Regions from separate parts of the Homo sapiens genome. Here region 1 is linked to region 2. A link is an interaction called in ENCODE POLR2A ChIA-PET data of the cell type or tissue named here. Cell type or tissue: A673. All regions are shown on one strand. Links, peaks and the distances in the headings refer to the core of each region. The heading gives the core; the rest is flanking DNA.

Region 1 (2,802 bases), core at 204-2,703, 90 kb after region 2:
CTGCATTGAAACCTGCTACAAACTCATTCCTCTCCCTAGGTTTTGTTTTGTTCAACTTCAGGGCCGGATTGCAGTTGTTTACAGTTGTACTGATCACCTTCCTTCCCCATGTTGTACATTTTAGAATTGCAGAGTTGGAGGAAATCTTAGAGAGGATCTAATCTACCACCTTTTCTTTTCTTTTTTTTGAGACAGAGTCTCACTCTGTTGCCCAGGTTAGAGTGCAATGGCGCGATCTCGGCTCATTGCAACCTCCGACTCCCTGGTTCAAGCAATTCTCCTGCCTCAACCTCCTGAGTAGCTGGGATTACAGGCATGCACCACCATGCCCAGCTAATTTTTGTATTTTTAGTAGAGACAGTGTTTCACCATGTTGGCCAGGCTGGTCTTGAACTCCTGACCTTGTGATCCGCCCACCTCGGCCTCCCAAAGTGTTGGGATTACAGGCATGAGCCACTGCGCCCAGCCTCTAATCTACTACCTTTTCATTACTGACTCAAGGAGTCTGAGTGACTTCCCGAGGCCATGGAGTTGGAACTAGCATCCATGTTTCTCAGCTGCCTCTCAGTGTTTTCTTCATCCCTCAATGCAGGCGAGGCAGATTTGGGCTCCCTCTCAGTGGAATACAGGGGAAAGGCAGCCACATACACCGCCTCCACTGTTCATGCATGTCCACCTCTTCAGCCTCCAAGTCCCACATTGCTTTTATTTATTTATTTATTGAGACCGAGTCTTACTCTGTCACCCAGGCTGGAGTGCAGTGGTGTGATCTCAGCTCACTGTAACCTCTGCCTCCCAGGTTCAAGTGATTCTCCTTCCTCAGCCTCCCGAGTAGCTGGGATTACAGGGCCCACCACCACACCCAGCTAATTTTTGTATTTTTAGTAGAGACAGGGTTTCACCATGTTGGCCAGGCTGGTCCCAAACTCTTGACCTCAGGTTATCCGCCCACCTCGGCCTCCCAAAGTGCTGGAATTATAGGCATGAATCACTGCACCCAGCCTTTTATTTATTTTTGAGATGGAGTCTCACTCTGTTGCCAGGCTGGAGGGCAGTGGCATGATCTCGGCTCACTGCAACCTCACCCTCCTAGGTTCAAGCAATTCTCCTGCCTCAGCCTCCAAAGTAGCTGGAACTACAGGCATGTGCCACCATGCCTAGCTAACTTTTGTATTTTTAGTAGAGATGAGGTTTCACCATGTTGGGCAGGCTGGTCTTGAACTCCTGACCGCAGGTGATCCACCCACCTCGGCCTCCCAAAGTGTTGGGATTACAGGCATAAGCCACCACGCCTGGTCCCTACATTGCTTTTCTGCAAATACTTTCCATTGCCTGATTTCAGAATACATAGAAACTCCTCTTGGCTATTTTACCTCTCTGTTAGGAAATGTTTCCTCCCCGATACTCCTGGCCCCTGAATCTCCATTAGGTACTAGCTAGGCTCTGCTTCTTACCCAAATAGGCTTCAGTGTTAACAGTTCCACCTGACCTGAAAAAACCTACCTTCCACATTTGGGCTCCCTGTATGCTTGCCCATCCACAAAGCCTGCCCAGATATCTAAACTCGGGGCTGAAGGCCTGGAGATGGCCTGTCCTCTCCTTGGGACAGTTCAGCAGCCCATACAGAGGAAGTGAGTCACTGCAAGGCAGGCAGCACTTGGGGCACTGTGGGCGTGGCCATGCCAGCCTGCGTGTTGGGGGATGGGTTGGAAGGGTGGTGATCACAGTCTCCGGTCCAGCCAAGGCAAGCGGTGTGTATGCTCCCCAAGCGTGCTGACAAAGCTGGTCGCATCATCCCGGTGCTGGCTGAGGCCCAGTTTCCCCTTCTCCATCCACCTTCTCTTTTGTCTCCTGGGGGAGGAATATACCCTCTTATCTTTATTTCTCAGGCCCTGGTTATCCAACTTCTGCCCCAGAACTTCCCCTCCCCACTGCTATCTTAAAAAAAAGAAAAAAAAGTTAACCAGTCTTCAGTTCTCCTGAGGAAGCATTTGAAAAGTCTGGTAGGGACTACAGGAAAGCCTGGCACTTAGGAAAACCACAAGAAAGGGATTCAGAACTAAAAGAAGGAAGATGAATAGGACGGAGGTGTGGAGAGTGTTAGAGACCCGAAGGTGAGCTGCGGCCCAAAGAGCCCTGGAACTATGCTGGAAAAAAGGTGTGTAGGTGTGTAGCAGATAAGGACTCTGGGGAGAGCACTGAAGAAAGGAAGAGGGAACTTTGGAATTAGAAGGCTGAAGGAGGAGAGTTCCAAGGGGGTAGAAAGAGACAATTGGGATGCAAGGTGGCTCATGCTTGTAATCCCAGCACTTTGAAAGGCCAAGGCGGGTGGATGGTTTGAGCTCAGGAGTTCACGACCAGCGTGAGCGACATGGTGAAATCTCAAAAATACAAAAATTAGCCGGGCATGGTGGCGTCGCCTGTGGTCCCTGCTACTTGGGAGGCTGAGGTGGAGGATAGCTTGAGCCTGGAAGGTCGAGGCTGCAGTGACAGAGTGAGACCTCCTCTCCAAAGGAAAAAAAAAAAAAAGAAAGGAAAGAAAGATACAATGGAAGATATGCTAATAAGGGAGGGAGGAGAAAAACACAGCTGGAGGGGTTGCTGGAAACTGGGAGATCAGGCAGGCCTGGGGCTTAGAAAAGCCTAGAGAAACCCTGGGAGCTGGTTAGGGGCCACCACTCTCATCTTTCCCATGGTGTGTCAGGGCTGCGGGTCCCCCTGAAAAGAGAGGCAGAACAAACAGTTGGGTCGGACAGCCTCTACCTCCTTACCCTCCAGAAAGGGCCTGAGATGAGGGATGGG
Region 2 (2,802 bases), core at 177-2,676:
CACTGCACTCCAGCCTGGGTGACAGAGTGGGACCCTGTCTCAAAAATAAAAAAGAAAAAAAAGATGTATAAGCTAAGTGTGAAAGCAAGGCTAATTTCTCAGATTTCTGTGGCTTTTCTTGTGAAGAGAGAAAATTAGACTCCAGTCCTGGGATTGAATGTCTTTATTAAATAAACGAGTAAATGGTAGCACAAATCACCATCAATATTTTTGGAAGGATTGGGGACAAGATGTCGAGTCAGAATATAATTGTTCATTTCAGGGTCTCAATGTAGCTGAAGAACTGTGCCCACTGATCAGTATTACGTATTGCAAATGCAGGAGGTAAGGCTAAAATAGGACTTATGCCGTTCAGAAGATTGAATTGAAACCTTAAAAACTATCATAATAGTAGGAATGCATGTTAAGATTTGATAACTTTCTTTAGCTAGAGTTTTCAACCCACAGTTAGGAGCAAAGTTGTAAAGTGAGTAGGTGTGAAGAAGGGACACTCTTTTGAGAAAAGAAATTAGCTACTTCTAAAATGATTCAATTATTTTCCCTATTTTCATTTTCCATAATATTTCCTCCTGTTTTATACCTCTAACTACCCTCCTGATTTCTCTGAGGAAAAAAAAGAATATAAGAGCAGGATCAAAAAAAAGCAAGAGACTTATCACTTTAGCCTTTTAGAAATACTGTTTCGTAGCAGATAACCTCAAATTAAAACTTCCGAGGTTTTCATCACCCCTTGAAGAAATATTTGTGTTTACTGCCCTGGAGCAGGAAATTAGGAAGGTTTAAGGAATCTCTGAAGCTGATTATAATAGAGTCAAAAATCAGTCTTCCATTTTGCACTACTATACTACTCTCAGGTGTCCCCAGTCAGGCCTAGTTTCTGGAGTTAATATTTGGGGGGGAAAGGAGGAATCCCTGTGACCCAGTACTCCATTGCTTGAACCATTTACTTTGTGACTTGAGGGCTTTTGAGAGAAATGGAGTAGACAGATAGATAAATAAATACATAGAACTCAACTCTGGCAGATTCATCAGCACCACCAACACAGTAGGGAGAGAACAAGATTAAAATGGGAAAGGAGTGGAAAGGAAGGGGCTTGAGAGGGAAGACAATGAGGGCAAGGTGATGGGAGAGAGAAGTCTTGGCCTTAGAGCAAGTCCAGTTCGAAGGAGTGGATGCTGGCAATGGGAGCTCTCCAGAAGTTGAAGGTGCTGTACTCAAGGAGGCCATCACCTTCAGGGTTTTTCTCCTGGTCTGCTGCAGTTGCTTGCCCGATCATTTTGCCAACGCTGCTGTCTTTGACCTTGTAGGTGGCTGTATCTGACAGACCCAGGCCTTCCAGCTCCGACAGATCCAGTTCTGGGATGGGCATCCTCCAGAAAAGAAAGGAACTGTACTGGCTACTCACAGGGTCCCTCATAGCTTCCTAGAAAGAAACCACTTGTCAGTCTTCATGCTACAGCAACTTCTTTGTGGCCCATGGCCTTTCCTTGCTTAGATACTCCACATACTGGTAAAAAGGAATTTCTTTTTTTTTTTTTTTTCTATTAAAGAAAGAAAATTGTATATCCTCCAATCCCACCAGTAAAAAGGAATTTGGGGAGGAAAAAAAAGAAACTCACCATCCCCAATTGCCTCTGGAGAGAATCCAAGTTCCCTTGGACAAGCTTCAGAAACCCTTTATTATGAATTTCTACTTTTTTTTTTTTTTTCTCTCAATGAGACGGAGTCTTGCTCTGTCGCCCAGGCTGGAGTGCAGTGGCACGATCTTGGCTCACTGCAAGCTCCACCTCCTGGGCTCACACCATTCTCCTGCCTCAGCCTCCCGAGTATCTGGGACTACAGGTGCCCACCACCACGCCCGGCCAATGTTTTGTATTTTTTAGTAGAGACGGGGTTTCACCATGTTAGCCAGGATGGTCTCGATCTCCTGACCTCGTGATCTGCCTGCTTCGGCCTCCCAAAGTGCTGGGATTACAGGTGTGAGCCACCGCGCCCGGCCGAATTTCTACTATTTTCTAAACTTCCCATCTTGGAATGACTTATTTACCATCTATTGCATCAAATTGATCTTGGGTCTGATTTTCAAGGCCTTCCAAAATCTAGCCCATTCTTCCCAGCAGTGGTATATCCTCTGTTACAGTTATGCTCATTCCTGTCTTGCTTAACTCTCTCCATTCTCCACCTTAAAATACTTTCCGCATTTCAGCCAGGTGTGGTGGCTCATGCCTGTGATCTCAGAAGTTTGGGAGGCAGAGTGGGTGGATCACTTGAGGCCAGGAGTTTGAGACCAGCCTGTCCAACATGGGGAAACCCTGCCTCTACTAAAAATACAAAATGTTAGCCAGGCATGGTGGTTTGTGCCTGTGGTCCCAGCTACTAGGGAGGCTGAGGCACGAGAATTGCTGGAATCCAGCAGGGTGAGGTTGCAGTGAGCCTTCCAACCTGGGCAACAGAGCAAGATTCTGTCTTAAAAAAAAGACTTTCCACATTTCAGGACTCCATTCAAGAGCTCAGTGGCTCACACCTGTATTCCCAGCACTTTGGGAGGCTAAGGCAGGCGGATGACTTGAGACTAGGAGTTCCAGACCTGCCTGGGCAACATGGCAAAACTCCGTCTACAAAAAATACAAAAAATTAGCTGGGCCTGGTGGTGCACGCCTGTAGTCCCAGCTACTTGGGAGGCTGAGTGGGAGAATCACTTGAGCCTAGGAAGCAGAGGTTCCAGTGGGCTGAGATTGTGCCGCTGCACTCCAGCCTGGGGAATAGAGTGAGACCCTGTCTCAAAAAACAAAAAGACAAAA

Evidence for each region. Peaks named below come from ENCODE experiments on the same cell type or tissue, not always from the same donor. Only the 100,000 strongest peaks of a DNase experiment are listed, where the experiment ranks them.
Region 1: POLR2A ChIA-PET joins it to region 2 with 5 read pairs; 13 of 35 experiments call an interaction of 5 or more read pairs at or near these places.

What each region holds. Positions count from the first base shown.
Region 1 is chr1:150,976,350-150,979,151 of GRCh38, reverse strand. It overlaps a transcript of ANXA9 not described here. Among named protein-coding and RNA genes, the nearest start is that of CERS2, 2.9 kb to the right of the region's middle. RefSeq lists enhancers at 1,162-1,663, 1,664-2,167 and a cis regulatory region at 1,394-2,307. In A673, for the core only: no CTCF peak of the experiment used is centred there; a DNase peak (open chromatin) is centred at 1,661; H3K27ac peaks cover 1,160 bases.
Region 2 is chr1:151,065,841-151,068,642 of GRCh38, reverse strand. It overlaps MLLT11 (MLLT11 transcription factor 7 cofactor), which reads right to left. Exons shown (of 2, transcript NM_006818.4): 2 at 1-1,424. The coding sequence starts at 1,418. The coding sequence ends at 1,146. Among named protein-coding and RNA genes, the nearest start is that of GABPB2, 3.5 kb to the left of the region's middle. In A673, for the core only: no CTCF peak of the experiment used is centred there; no DNase peak of the experiment used is centred there; H3K27ac peaks cover 1,309 bases.